Regions from separate parts of the Mus musculus genome. Here region 1 is linked to region 2. A link is a loop called in an ENCODE intact Hi-C map of the cell type or tissue named here. Cell type or tissue: left cerebral cortex. All regions are shown on one strand.

Region 1 (8,000 bases), 1.9 Mb before region 2:
CTAGGCCTGGAAAGAGAATGTACCACACTCATCTGCTGAGTGTAGACAAGATCAGTCTAGTATCTGAGGGAATGGAAACATTGGCATGCTTCTCACAGAAAGTTCAGTCTGACGCTGGCTGTTTCCCATGTCTGTGGTGTAAACCACACGATGCTCTAGTTTGTGGGGATCACTCTACTTCTTTACTCTGTTCTGCTTACAGGTGCCATCTTCTCTCTCCCTTTGACCTTTATTTTATGCTCCACATCTTCCAATACTTCTCTGCTTCTCAGTTTTTCATTCCTTTATTTGACTTTCCTTTTAAAACTATAAGCACTTAAAGTTTATGTGTTAGATATTTATGGAATTGTAAGAAGCAAAACGCCAATCCATACAACTCAGAAAAAATTACTTCCTCCTCTTTCCCCCCATTTCTATTAAAGCCTTGGGTCACACTTTAACCATTGGATGCTGGAATGGTCAAAGTAGGATCTGAATAACCAGTTTCCTTCTCTTTGGTTCATTCACTCAACTAACATGACCTGTTAATTGCCACACATAGAGACACTCTAGAATGTAATTCGAATTAGATCACTTTCCCGACAAAACTTCCAGATATTTCCAAGAGAAGAAATTCATGGCTCATTTACCATTCACTCAGATTTCAGTCTAACCTCTTATCCTGCTTCTCTGTGAATGCATCTCTCATACAAATGGCTTAACTCATCGTCTATGGAAAGCATATGTCTTCTCATTCTTAGAATAACCTATTCTTCACATTCATTTAACCTTACTCATGCTTTTCAGCTACTACGAGGACTCCCTTTGCAGTCATGCAGTTGAATAGAGATGATTTGTGTCAGTTTTATGCCCTATTTCTTTCAATGTAACATCTGTAGCTCTTTTTCACATTTCTCTGCTGGTTTCTAAAGTTCCCTGAAAGCCATGATCCCGGCATATTATTCCCACACCGACTATGCCCAGGACTTATACTGAGGGTTCTCTAGATTCTTCTTTGGGAGACAAAAAAGTCTGTGTATCCATTTTGAAAGAGGCAAGACTCAACATGAAATTCCACTGGCTAGCCAGAGTTTGGAAATTGAGCTCTGGTTTCTGAGAATGTGTGTGTAGGCAAGCCTTACCTCGATTTTATAGGAAACAAAAGATTGGGCCTCAATTCTATGTCAGGTATTCACTGTGGATGAAGAACCAGGGAATTGTCTGGCTGGTGGTTAAAGGTCAAAGAAATGGAGCAGCAGTAATAATATGATGGAGCATGTTTGTGCAGGGCTCACAGAGCTGCTTAGTGGAATTTTCTTCATATCCCTTATCAAAAGCAGGACTAGTCCACGAGTTTACTGAGACATTAAAGGCTGCTGGTATAGTTCTGCGGTCGAGCATTTGCCTACAGTCTATTTCTGAGTTTAATTCTCAGCAGCACAAACACAAGCAAGCATGCAAGCAAGCTAGCAAACCCAAGCTGATCAGCCTGCATGCCAGATTCTCAGTGACCCACCATCAGGAGCTGATCGTGTTTGTATTATTGCCATTTTCTGTTAAATGGGGGATAGGATTTCCCTCTGTAGCCCAGGCTGACCTTGAACCATGGTCCTCTTGCACCAGCTTTTAGAGTCTTGAGGTTGGAGATAGGGTCTTCCTCACTAGGCTTTTCAGCACACTATTGCAAATGAATCAAACTCTTTGCTTTATGGAAGGCAAAGTTCCTTCAGAGAAAGCTTTTTGAATGTAGGGTGTGAATGCTGCTCTCATTCTAGGAAGAGTTCCTTAGTCTCTTAAGGATTCAAAGGTCAGATTTTACATACACAGGGAGGCTACACCACTGCTGTCAATTTTGAGTTCTTACAGCATGTTCTTTCATGTTTCTCATCATAGTAGTCCTACTTGCTTTATGCTATTTATAAAAAAATTCTTAGATTCATACTTTATATTGACTTATTTTAAACTGCATATTCACTGTTGGTTTAAACATTGTAATATTTTTGTACTTGAAAATAATTCCACATATTTATGAGTTGTTGGCATTTAGGACAATGGTCATCCATCATTTCCCACCATATTTTCTGTATTGAAACACTAAATTGAAGTGACTTAGGAAAAGTAAGGTTTTAATAGGAAAGCGAGAGAAAGAAAGAGACAGAGACATAGGGAGACAGAGAGACAGAGGGGGACATGAGGGAGATTCTATCATTAAAAATATATATGTATATGTATACACACATATACATATACACATACACATACACATACACATACATATACATACACATAATTGTGCAATAATGATTAATTTATCTATTGTGTGACTTTGCATGGTCTCTTACAGTTTTAAGAGATGACTTATTTTGCTAATGCAAGATAACTACCCATGCAAATTAGATGGTAGTGGGGAATAAATAAGATGTGTATGAAAATGCTCTGGCATCATTAAAGCACATTAGCCACTGAACTTCGGGGTATTAATTTAGGCAAAGGAATGAATGAACGCCCTCTGCTTGGCAACCAGAGTCATTTTTCTCCTGCAGCTAAGCAGAAGGTTCTTCCCCGACTTATTAATGAGCGTGTCAGTGGGGTGGTTAGGGAAGGGTTGAAAGATTAGCTTTCCCTCCACATTTCCAATAGTCTGTCCAATCTATTAGTGCAAGCACACTTTATTTCCAATCTTCTGTAATACATGCTTGCTTCAGAAAGCATCTTTCAACATCTTAAAAAAAATGGAGAGGTGACTCACTAATTCATGAGCATCCATTTACATATTTAAACCTACTGATACAGTAACAGACAGAAGGACCTATTGAAAAGAGTCCTATGAAGGATATGAATGTTCAGAGAATTATGTTCTTCAGAGCGATAAATGCACAGTATTCTTGGGCAAAGGTTCAGTGATTAAGTACTGGCTGCTCTTCCAGAATACCTGGGTTCCATGCCTAGTGTCCACACCGTGGCTAAGAACCATCTATAACTCCAGTTACAGAGGATCTGATACCTCTTATGACCTATGTGGGCACCAGGTATGTGCATGTTACACGGACATATATGCATGAAAGACAGCCATAAACATAAATAAAAATAAATAAATCTTTAAAAATGAAATAGCATTGTGAACACATAGCTTGCTATTTTTTAGTTACTCTGTTTTAAAATTTTAAGTTGAGTGTTAGGTCAACCATGCCCCTCTCTCTCCACATCTTCACCATGTTGGCTGCTATAGATCCATGCAGCAGCTACGGGACCTTGAAATTCACTCTACAGGAATCCTCAGAGAGATGCAGAAGTTATAGCAGAAGTTCTTCTGTTTATCACTGTTGTGATGAATGACAGTAATTTCCAGTCTCCCGGCATACTCAGGCTAACATAGATGCCCAAATATAAGAGCTAAATATGAATATACTTCATAATTCTCTGTAATTTATTGTTTATGCTATGTAATTTATTTTTAAAAGATGTCTAATGCCTTCACAAATGTTGCTACCCTCTGAGAGATATAAACCCATACAATGAAAGTTGAAGTTCTCTTTAGATTAGGACTGCTCACATCATGAAAAAAAAAGTACAAAATGTAGATATAGTTTCTCACTGTTTGAGCCAGTTTCAAGTAGCCCAAGTTGACCTTGAATTTGCTATGTGGCTGTAGCTGTCCTAGAGATCCTTATTTTGTGTTTCCACTTGCTGTGATTAATGGTGTTCACTCCTACACTGTTTTTATGCGGTGCTGGGGATAGAACTCAGGGCTTCCTGTATGCTGGGCAGGTACTTCATTAACTGAGCTATGTCTTCTGAGCTAGATCTAATCTTTAGATGAAATGACTGGAAGCATACAAGTCAAATTTCATTTATTAAGAATCTGATATGTGTGAGAGATGTTGCTAGGAAGTGCTGTCTGTGTAATTCTGCTTTGTGAGGGAAGAGAACAGGTACAGGGAGTGTCTTATTCTTGGAGTATTTACCACACACACTTGACCTTGCACTGGCACCTGAGGTCACTATTTTATAGTCTTTCCTCGGAGGCAGCAGGATGATGGAGTGGGGTGGGGGAGGGGAAATGGCTACATGAGAATGGGCATTATAGAGGAAACCAAGGTGGGAAGTAGACAGAGTCCAACCTGGGAAAGAAAGTCAGATGAGCCATTCTTAGGTGGAGTACACGGAAATTCTCTTCTGACTACTTTACTTTCTCAGTGAAATAGATCTCAGAGGAGGACTTCCTAATATCAAGAAGCTAGAAATGTAGTGAAGGGGACAGGAAGACTCACTGAACCCAGGCTGAGTATTATCAGAGGTGAAAAAGATATGCTGCTGTGTTGCACCAACCAGACATGGCTTGATACCATGGGCAATTTTAATTTTGTCATTCTTTTTATTTATGCAGTGGGGCCAATTTTAGTTTGCACTGCATGAAAATTAGGGCAACTCCCAAACCTATCCAGCTATTTTCATTAATGGAGTGAACAACTAATATGCTCAGAATAATAAATGTTAGACTTAATTCTAAGATAAAACTCTCCCATTTGACCATCTACTGTCTGTTGCAAGTTGAGGAAAAGGCCATAACTGGACTTATGCCCATTGCTATCTTCAGTCTACCTTCAGCCTTGCTGTTTCTGATTACTTTGCGCTTGGCACTGGGCTGGCAAAGAATGAAGGGCAGGGATGTGTGGAAGCTCTTACCTCATCAACACCGGGCTGTCAGTCTTTATTGTCATTTGACTGGATTTGGACATACTGAGCAGAACCACCTCTGGCAGTGTTTCCAGAAAGGGCTATTAGAGGAAATGCCCACCGTAATGTGATGCCACCTGCAGCAGTTTGAATGAGAATAGTCCCTGTCTTAGTTAGGATTATAACTGCTGTCATGAAACACCATGACCAAAACCAAGACAAAACAAACAAACAAACAAACAAACAAACAAACAAACTGGGGAGGAAAGGATTTATTTCCCCCATAGCTCCACCATCACCATCCAGTTCATCATAGAAGCAGTGGGAGCAGGGACAGGCCAGAGAGAAACCTGGAGGCAGGAGCTGGTACAGCCATCACAGAGGCTTGCATAATCTACTTTCTTATAGAACCCTGGATGACCAGGACATCCACAATATGTTAAGCCCTCCCACATCCCTAATGAAAAATAGTCCTAGAGCCCTGCCTACAGCACGATCTTATAGAGAAACATTTTCTCAAACTGAAGTTCCGTTCTCTCAGACAACAATAGCTTGTGTCAAGTTGACACAAAACTAACCAACAAAGTTCCTATAGGCTCATATACTTCAATCATTGGTCTCTGGATGGTAGAACTGCTCTTGGAAGGTGTGTTACTTTGGGAGTGTGTCCTTGTTGGAGGAGGTGTGTTACTGGGGGTAGGGGTGGCTCTGAGAGTTCAAGAGCTCACTTAGCTCCCTCTTAGCTCTCTCTCTGTCTCATGCCTGTGAACCAGGATGTAAGTTCTCAGCTACAGCTCCCTGCCTGCTGCCACGCTCCCATTGCGATGGCCATTTTCTCACCATCTGAAGCTGTGAGCTCCCAATTAAATGCTTTCCTTTAGAAATTACCTTGGCCATGGTGTCTCTTCCCAACAGTAGAAGAGTAACTAAGACATCCTCTCATAGACTTGGATGGAATCAAAGCTAGAGAGGGAGAAGAGCTGGCAAGCACCAGCACCAGCATTTGCCCTTTCTATGACTTGCAGTCTACCCAGATGTTATCTGCAAGTTCCCACCTAAGCTTCGAGGCCCTCCTACTGCCATTCCATCCCCAGCATGATGGGTACCACCCTCTCAAGCAGGAAGCCAAAAGAGATCTTTTATTTTTTTCTTCCAGAAATGGCCTTTTATCAGGTATTTGGTTCCAGCAATGAGCAAAGCAACTAATGCAACCCTCACTTAGGAGCTGGCACACCTGGCTCTGTGGCCCTGTGGCCCTGTGGCCCTGTGGCTCTGTGTCCCTGTGTCCCTGTGTCCCTGTGTCCCTGTGTCCCTGTGTCCCTGTGGTCCTGTGGCCCTGTGGCCCTGTGGCCCTGTGGCCCTGTGATGTAGTTCAGCTGACCTGATCTCCACTCTTGGGAGCTGGTGGTTTTGTATGAGTGTGAAGGGAGGTGGAGAACAGTCAGTTGTTTGTGATTTCATATAGGTGGAAAGTAAATGAATTCCTTTCCAATATCCTGTATCATGAATGCCCTGAAATAATTCTTTTACTATTGGATTATAGAGAAGAAAAGGAGAGGGAGAAGGGGAAAGGGAAAAGATGTAGGAAGAGGAAGAGGAGGAAGAAAGGACTTTTATTTAGAAACAGGGGATGTCATGGAGGCCTGTGATCTTAATAAAGGCTTTTTCCTGTAATTTCTGATAAATAGCAGCTGATAATCATATGGTCACTTCACCACTGAGGATAGCTGATTGAAGCAGAGGGGTAAGCTGTGGGGGGAGGGGCTGTCTTTTGTGATCATTGTGTCCTAAAATAGGTTTTCTCTATAGATTCTGACTGATCAAGGACTTAAAACAAGGATTTTTCAGAATGGTGTAATAGTCAGGATTGGGGAAGCTTTTATGAGTTTCCCACTCAAAAAAGAGGTGTTGGTTTGAAGTGCAGGGACAAAGTGAGCTGGAGCAACAGACCACGACCAGAGTGGCCATTAGCAGGCCCCTGAAGGACAGAAGTAGCAGCAGCAGGTTCTTTGTGTCCTCATCCAAACCATGGCAATGCTGGACTCTGGCACTGCGTTTGCTAAGTGGCCATGGGTTTATGGCTGCACAGACTTGTCCTGATGTCCAAGGGCAGCCTGAGTTAATCATGGAGCAGGTCCAGATAATCCATCACGCAGTCAAAGGTGAGTGCTCCCCTCTCATCCTCCAGCCAGATTGGCCTCATCCATCATTCTGCCCATCCCAAGGCGCCACCTCCCCACAGTCTCCTAAATCTAAGCTCTTGAACTTAGTCTCTGTTATTTTTTCTCCCGTCCATGTATCCAATCCATCAATGTGAAGTCCATGCAAGCTTAAATAAATCCTTTTCCTCTCCACTGCTACCAGTATTTTAAGTCACAATAATTTCTCATTTGTAGCCTGTAACAGCTATTGTACTACATTGATTGCTTTCATTGCTATAATGAAAAGCCAGAGTCAGGTTGCTTTACAATACTGTAGGTGCAAGGTCAAGAAGTCCCATGGGATGATGTTTTCTTGCTGGGAGACTCTGCAGGTGGAACTGAGCACCACATGGTAGGAGACATGGAATATGGATGTCTACAGATTTGTCTGGTATGCCTTCTGCTTCTTTTGAAGCGACAATGATTTATTTATAGAGTTTTCACCTAAAGGACCTTATCTAATTTTGGCCACATCCCAAAGGTCCTTTAATATGACACTGCTGAATTGTATTTCCAGCCTGTGAATGCCTCTGGGTGATACTTCAATATGAAGACCTGAGGGCATAAGTATATTTAAAGAACAGTACTTCGTCTCTATTTCCACATAAACTTGATTCTTTTCTATTTAACCAAGTGGTATTTTTGAGAACATAAGTCAGGATAGCTATTGGTTGAATTACTGTTATTTTATGATATATTTATACCATTATCATACTATATTGTTATATTATGTTTTAGGTATAGCTTATATATTTATCATATTCTCATTTGGTATCCCTGAATGGCCTGGAACATAGTACATAGACAGGGCTAACATCAAGTTTATGGCTATTCTCTTGCCTTTTCTGCCCTGAGTGCAGGAATCAGATCTGTGGACTGTTTTTATTCTTATTTTAAACCCTCCCTCACTGCACATAGAAGAGAACCCCTTCCTTTGCCTTGGTCCTTCATGTTCTGTGACTTCTATGGCCAGCCACACTGGGAAACATTTTCTCTTTAATCCTGCCAAGATCATTCTTGCTCCTGGGATTTGGGGAGATAGTTTCTTGGGTCTGGGTCATCCTGACTTCCTCACAGATCCTCTGTCATTCAACCCAAATGCCCTCTTGTCAGAGGGCCTGATGAAAACCAGCCTTATGTCAC
Region 2 (8,000 bases):
AAGCTTGGAACATGCAACAAAACACACAACAATGCCAACAAGGTTTGCCATAATAAATTCCCTGATGCTATATGGTAGGGACACAGAGAAGTGAGCCAAGCAAATTCAAAAGAGAATTGTAGTTTTGCTGTAAATTTTTTATGAAGAAAATAGCTCCTAGTATGTGTGTTGCTTGAGAGAGTAAGAAAGAGAATCCAAAGAGTAAAATGAGCCAGCAATATTGTGTTGTGAAAGAGCAAATCTCCTTTGCGAATGAGTATATGTCCTTCAGCTGTCACAGGAAGGGAAAGGCCAGATGTGGATGCCAAGTAAGCAAAGGAGAACGTGGTACCCACGAGACTCATTGCAGTGGGCAGGGGTCGGGCCAATGAAAAGTTCTGACAAGGATAATCATGGTGTCCAGGAACAATATGTGCAGACTACCCACAGTAGCCGGTTTCCCTTAGAAGAATAAAAAATACTGCCTCTCTGCTCATCACACAAACTTGGAAACTAAGTCATTCTTGTGGGTTTCCTTTGTATGGGTAGCACCATGTTGAAAGCTAGATTTTCAAAGTACGTATATATGTCAGCAGAGTCAATTAAACAAACAAACAAACAAAGCATGAGTTAACACATCAACTAAAAACTAGAATGTATATTAAGGATCCTCACAGTAGGCTGAACACATTTGGAATCTGCTGTTCCCCTCCACATCCATTGTGGTTTGATGCCTTGACATCCTAAGGGGCTGAGTGAAGGAAAGAAGACAGGTGAGATGGGAAGGAAATGACAGATATGGAGGCAGAAAACCTGAGGTCAAGTGGAGTGTGCACATTGCAGGAAGTGGCATCAACTCTTCAGAAACCCGGCAGCACCTCAGCTCCTTTATTACACACAGCACAGTGGGGCGGAGTTAGTAGGCTAAGTATGAGGTGTCTGAATGAGCCGTGTCAGGCTGTAGACAACCAGGGGGGAGCTGTGGTTGCTTGTTTGTGCACGTTTTGCTAATATTTGCACACAGAGCAGAGTAAGGCGTTGCCATTCCTGAGCTTGACCCTTAGGGGGAAGGCTTTATCAGTTTCTCATGAGTCATTGCCAAGCCCATGTCAGACAAAACACATTCACCCTGGCAAGGACTTCATTGGCTCTTTACACATCCACTCAAAGCTTCCTAGGCTCACATGGTCCTTTCAGAGGAAATTATAAGATGCACAGCTTGGTAGCTGAACCAAGTAGTATCCTAGCAACAAAATGCTAAGCACTTTCTTTGCAGTCAACTAATAATTTTAATATTCTCATATACGGAGGGAAGGAAAAGGTCTGGTGCTCTGATAGAAGTGAAAATTCCTTCACAATAGAAAGGATAGAACCTGTGTGTCCATCCATCCAGCACATACCTGTTAAATGCCTGCTAAGAGCCCAATACAGTAAGATTCCTTGGGACTCACAGGTCATTGTCAACATGAGATCAAGATTCTTATTTAACACGTTATGCACTGGACTCACATAGAGTATCAGCTAACAAGTCACTGTCAAATGGCTCTCCGCTTTTAACTGAAAATGCATTAAAGACAATATCAATTTCCATTACCAGAAAACTTCAGACAAAGACAACCGACAACATATATACAAAGAGAGACACTTGTTAAAGAGATTGTTCCACTCTGTTAGGGAGGGTGGCATGTCCTGGGATCTGCAGGGTAAAGTCGGGAAGCAGGAAGCTTGAAGATCAAGACTAGCCCCAGTTCCGAAGTTCTGTGACCCAGGAAAGGTGATGGGAAATTCTGGTCCAAAAACCTGAAAGCATGCATCTTGGCAAAGCAAATGCGTCCACTCGTGTCTGGGCACAGGAAACAGCCAGTATCTAGTGTTAACGGCAACCACGTGCAGAGAAATCTGATGCCCAGAGAGACCAGTCTTTTCTCCAGACTGACCACTGACTGATGCCAGCTCCCGTCCCCCTACAGCTATGGACAGCAAGTGTCTTTACCAGCTCTGTCCCTGAAAACACTTTGTCCAAGAACATCCTTACAAAACCATTTAGCATCATGTTTAATCAAACAGCGTCACCCTCCCTGACTTGGCAGGTTGATGCATAACACCACCTATCACAGGGTCCATTTTACGAAGGTTGTTGGAACGAAGCTACGGTGAGCAACCATAATAGCAGTAGGGAAGAAAAAGAACCTGGGAAGACAGGTAAAGACCTGCAGGAGGCAGAGGGGCGGGGAGAACTCAGCTGTATAGGAAGACTTTTCTGTTTACCTGCATTTTCCAGTCAATTTTTAACTTACCTGAGAAGTTTGGAGAGGGGGAGTTTCTGAGGCAGACCGAGCATCCCCACCCTCCGCTTGTCTGTCAGCCATGATGGTGGAGATGGCGGAGAGCAGGCCTTTCACGAGTCTCACTGGGTTTGTGTGTATTTGTGTGTTACGTAACAATTCTCACGAAATGAACATGTATTTGTATGTTATATAACAAGGTGTGGGTGTGAAGACATAAAAATGAGAAATGTCGAGGCAGCACCTCCGTGCCCTGTTCCCGAGGTTGCCGGTTCTTTCTCGGAGACAATGATGGAGTGTGAGAAGAACTCACGAGTGCAAGATTGTGAAGAAAGTACTAATGAATACCCTCAGAATTACACGCTTCACGTTTCTGCCTTCAAGTTTATCCTAAAAGTCTTTTTTGGAAATGTTAATTCTATCATTTTATTTGTCTAGTTCTGCAGAAAGGAACATTTCTGAGGCTAAATCCTTATTAGAAATATTCAATTTCATCCGAAATGTTTCCACACATAATATTACAGTATAATAAGAAGTCTCTTAAAATATCTAGGTGCTTGCTTAATGTAATTATTATTACCTGTTTTAATGTCAATTCGTTCTCCTGTCTACCTTCAAAGACATCAATTGTGTGAGGGGACTTGTTAATTTGTCTCCTTGGACCTCAATTCCTTCAGCTGGAAAGTGAAAATTTGAATAAAAAGACCATTATAGAGTTCTCTAGCTTTAACCTTATATTCATGATTTTTTTACATGCCATTTATACCAGATTCTATCCTTGGCGCCAATGTACTGTCTTAAGAGATACTATGCTGCCCTCATGTGGTCAGATATGAGGATGCACACAAATCAGTAAATTTTTTTGGCCAGTTTTGTCTGCCAGTTCAGTTTGTTATCCTCAATAACAAAATTAATTAGGAACATATATCCCCCAAATTCTAATACTTTGACAAACAATAAAGATATGAATTATCACATATCAAAAATAATATGAATACACTAATGGTATTTAAAATCAACCCATTAGGTAATATAAATATACATGCCACAATTTTTTTTCAAATCTGTAATATTCAGGTGGTAAAATTAACAGTTTCACAGTGTTCTGAGAGGCCGTGATACATATTGTCTGATTCCATAACTTAAAATATTTCAACACTGTATTATCTTCCAACACCTTAATTTTGAAACATTCTATTTTTTTTTTCATATTCCTTTGTTTCTAGGAGACATTTCTGAGGAAATGGGCATAAAATGTTTAAAACTCTGGCTGGATATTATGTGGAAACTCTACTAACACAATAGCCACCCTGAAATTAAAGTGCAAAGGGAGTTGATTTTTTTATCCATTTATCAAATTGTGACCAATATTGATGATTTAAGGTAATGAGAACTTGATAGAGATCAATGGTCTTAGGCCTCCAATAAATGGCACTCTTCTTATCAATTCACAGAAGGGTAAAGTTATCAATCGGAAGTTACTCTGTGATCACTTCATGAAACAGGCGAGCAGTGGCTGTGATTGTAAAAAATATCAGTAGTGGTTTTACAAGCACGATGTCTTAGAGAAACTAAGTGGGTGAAACCAAGAATCAGATAAACTAAGACTCGGGGGAGGCTCTGCGGCTCTGAGCCCTGCAGCTGCCTGAGACGCATCTGAAGGAAGTGCATCCATCATCTGACAAGCAAATACCACAGCTGCAGGAAGGATTCAGAAAGCCCCTAGTCAGAGGCTGTGTGCTTCATGAAGCTCTTCAACCTAAATTGATCGTTTCAATTCCTCTTTCAGACCCAGAATAACAACTTTCTCTTCCTCACTGTAACTCCATGTGTTGGTACCTACCATCAGACCTTCTCAGCAAGGCACATAGGTACCTTCATATATTATTCTCCCTTCCCATACTCCAGGACCAAATAACAGTTCCTTCATTCCTATTCTTGCTTGCTTGCTTGCTTGCTTGCTTGCTTGCTTGCTTTTTCTATTCTAAATGACCAAATCTTCTGCCCATTTATTTGTGACTATAAAAGTGAATAATGATCAAAACCTTTCAATATTCTCTGGGTCAATGCAAATATTCAAGAAGGAACGGATTAGGGAGGAATTGCTATACTTAAAAAAAGATAAAATCAGGAATCATATTCCCTTGTGTTATAGACAGACAGATTTTACATTATAGGACTGTGAAAAGTTCCACCTTAGACTGTCTCTTCCCTGTCCATATATTTCTTCCCTGAGGAAGCCTATATTTATTCACATCTCTCCTTCTGAGTAATATGATATTTGCACAGGTAGTGGAGATCAAAAGCATGATACTTGCAGGGTCTGTTTAACGTGTGGGAGACACATACCTACTAAATCACCATATAGCATTAATGTAAGTGACAACCATGAGATAAAAAAAAAATACCAGAAGTATTTCTGTAGACAACAAAAATTATGCTTGCTTGCTATTTTAAATTGAGAGAGAGGAAGAGAGTTGTTGACATTTCTGTAGTAGATAACAACACTACGATCATGCCTTTAAAACACCAACTCCACCCCATATACACACACAGCAGGCCGAAAGCTTTCATCTCTGCACATTTGCTCAAATGCCTTCGGAATAAAAACAGACCGAGGTTACCATAGAAACTGCTCATGGTTTCAGGTGTTTCTCGGCTCGGGGGCATTTTGTTTCACTAACTGGGTGGAGAGGGAAGTATGCATCATGGCTTCTCATTAACTCCACTCTCCCTCTTTGTTAGAGGTTGGCTGCAGGAATCCCATGTTCTCCTGGTCTGTGTTCCCAGCAACTTCTCTCGCTGCCATTTGCTGTGCCCAAGTGGCACAGAGCCACTTTAGAAGGTTGGCGACTTCTGCCCATTTCTGACTGCATTTTCCTCCCTTCTGATCAGCAAGGAAATGAGAATGTTACTTCCATAGGAACTCACATGACATGCTTTCCTGTTCCGACTTTATACCATCCATCTGGAATGCTATCAGTGTAAGATATGAAAAACAACGGCAGTGACTGTGGAACTCCAATTAACACCAATAACAGCAAAGATTTAACAGTGTGTGGGGTTGGGGGGCCGGGGGGAGTCAGTCACGGTGTGATGCTATGGATCTGGGAAGGCCTGCTCTCTAGTATCTCTTGACTGAGATGCTGGACTGTAAACATGGAGAAGAGGAACAGGAGAGCAGCATCCATCATTGCTCTCTGTTCCTAGGTAGACGTGATGTCACCAACTCACTCAAGCTTCTTCCTTCCTGACACCGCCCCAACCCATCATTATTGACTGAACCCTTGAGCTGTGAGCCAATCTGAACCCCTTCTCTTTTAAGCTGCTTTTCCCTTTTTTAGGTCCTTTTCTCAAAGCTGTTAGAAAAGAAACCAAGATACCTGACACAAAACAAAAATACAGATGCAAATTTTACCTTCTGTGTTGGGTTAGCATGCAGTCTCAACACTCTAAGTGATGAGTACAAAAGATCATGAGTTTGAATCCAGTTTAGACTATATAGTGAATTCTGAGGCAGCATTAGGCTAAAACATGAAACGGGGTCTGAAAAAAGCAATAAGTTATCAGGAAAAAAAAAGATAAAAATGAAATCTTTCATAAGGTTCTCAGTAATTAATTCCCTTAAGGAATGATGCTCTCCTCATAACGTAGGTTGACAAATTAAACATTAAGAAAACAAATCAATGTGTGGAGAATTTATTTATTCACATGCATTCTCAAATGTCAGCTGTGTCTCTAAGTGATGCAAAAACATGCAAATCTCGCGTCACTCTGTAGAGGTGTGAAAACCCCCAGATCCACCCTGAATCAGTCTGAGACTCAAACTATCCCACCATCTTTAGTTTCGTTGAGTTAGTTTTGTCTTATTTTATCATGATGTCCATAGTATGTCACGCAATTCATTATTGCTATTAATAATCAAGTATGCTGTATGCCTTAAGAAGGTGTGGACTTTATGATAAGTTATGTCCCAAGGGACAATGAGGAGCTGATTGGTGATATGAGAAGGGTTAGTGTCGAGTCCACAGATTCCAGTCTTAGACGTGTGTGACTAAACACACAACCTTGAGCATGTAGCCGATGGTCTCACTGCTTCCATTTTCTCATCTTCAAGTGGAAATGGTGATGCTAACTACAGTAGGACCTTGCTATGAGATATCTAATGTGAAAAAGTCTTATCCTTTTCTTATAAGAAAAGTTAGAATTTCTGAAATGTTTATAAGGCTCAGTGGTTCACAAATTATAAATACCTATACTTTTTTTTTTTTTTTTTTTGGTTTTTAGAGACAGGGTTTCTCTGTGTAGCCCTGGCTGTCCTGGAACTCACTTTGTAGACCAAGCTGGCCTCGAACTCAGAAATCAGCCTACCTCTGCCTCTGCATCCCAAGTGCTGGAATTAAAGGCATGCGACTTTTGTTTGTTTGTTTGTTTGTTTGTTTGGTTTGGTTTGGTTTGGGTTTTTTGTTTGTTTTTTGTTTGTTTGTTTGTTTTTTGGTTAAATACCTATACTTTTTAAGTAATGGCAAAAACAGACAACACAACTTCCCAGAGAAGTCATTTATGATTAAGGTAGAATGATTAATAACTGAAAAAAACTTAGAAGATTCAAAAAAAAAAGTGAAAACACAGCAAATGAGGATTTGAATACCATAAAGGTTGAGGAAGCATCAAGGAGATGACAATTATGAGTATATAATGATTAATGCCATTATGTAAACACACACACTCATGGCAAACATAAAACAAAAACAGAGGCAGTGTAATTGGCCTCTAAAATGGCAGCTGATGGTGGCTCACTTAACACTTTACCTAAGTCTGTGGTCTCCCAGCTACAGTGTTGTTCTAGACTTATTCCCTGATAGACAGAAGAGCTGATGTGCCCAGGATGGACTTAACACCTCTGCTCTGGTCCCTTTCTCCTTCCCTTGCCTGTGCTCTACATCCGCACTGACACACTCCAGAGGAAATCAGCTGTTAGCACAACTGATAGCACAACTGAGAAGTCATGCTTACAGATCAGAAGGAAGTCCTATGAACTTCTGGTAACTTCACATTTCATCAGTGTCTGAGACCCTGAGCCATCACAGCCCTGTCTGTGTCTGGCACAAATGAGTACACAGGATTTAATATTGTAAATTCCCATGTTTGGAGATAATTTTTATATATAGTATAGATAACTAAATCAAGGTTGAAATAACTTCCAAACATTATTTATACATTTGATGAAATTACCTCCTCCTATGCAATGCCACTCTCTGTATTTTATGCATTTAATATTTACATTATTTACTTGATATTGTCATATATATCATGTATTTTATCATATTCATCTCCCACTCGTTGAAGACCCACTCTCATCCCATCTCTACTTGACTGTCCCCTCTTTTATGGTTGATTTTAAATTTCAAAATCCAAGGAGTTCAATTTGTGCATGCCATAAACTCATGGTTATTAGAGTATCCATTGAGTCCATCTTCCAGTGGCTATATCCTTAAGCAAACCTTACACCACCACCTCCATCCACACAGCAACAAATATTAGTAGTTCCTGCCACTCTCCTCTATGTGTACACTCACTCCCAGATAAAAGCCTTCTCAAGGCCCCTAAAATAATTGTATAATTACTCTATAGCATATAATCCTAATTACATTCTTACATGGCCTCTGAAGAGCTACATGATCTCTGCTTGGTATTTATCTCAGTCACTTATTATTTTTAAACTCCATATGTCTA

Evidence for each region. Peaks named below come from ENCODE experiments on the same cell type or tissue, not always from the same donor. Only the 100,000 strongest peaks of a DNase experiment are listed, where the experiment ranks them.
Region 1: it touches region 2 in a loop (9-fold over the local background); 5 of 42 quality-filtered maps call a loop at or near these places.

Annotation. Positions count from the first base shown.
Region 1 is chr3:80,064,152-80,072,151 of GRCm38, forward strand. No RefSeq gene overlaps it. Among named protein-coding and RNA genes, the nearest start is that of Gm36569, 180 kb to the left of the region's middle. In left cerebral cortex, no CTCF peak of the experiment used is centred here; no DNase peak of the experiment used is centred here.
Region 2 is chr3:81,922,061-81,930,060 of GRCm38, forward strand. It overlaps LOC102640985 (a long non-coding RNA gene), which reads right to left and starts at 2,574. Exons shown (of 3, transcript XR_375741.2): 1 at 2,277-2,574. In left cerebral cortex, CTCF peaks have their summits at 1,018 and 3,093 (motif pointing left); DNase peaks (open chromatin) are centred at 1,176, 2,353, 3,078, 3,944 and 1 more place; H3K4me3 peaks cover 1,153 bases; H3K27ac peaks cover 2,010 bases.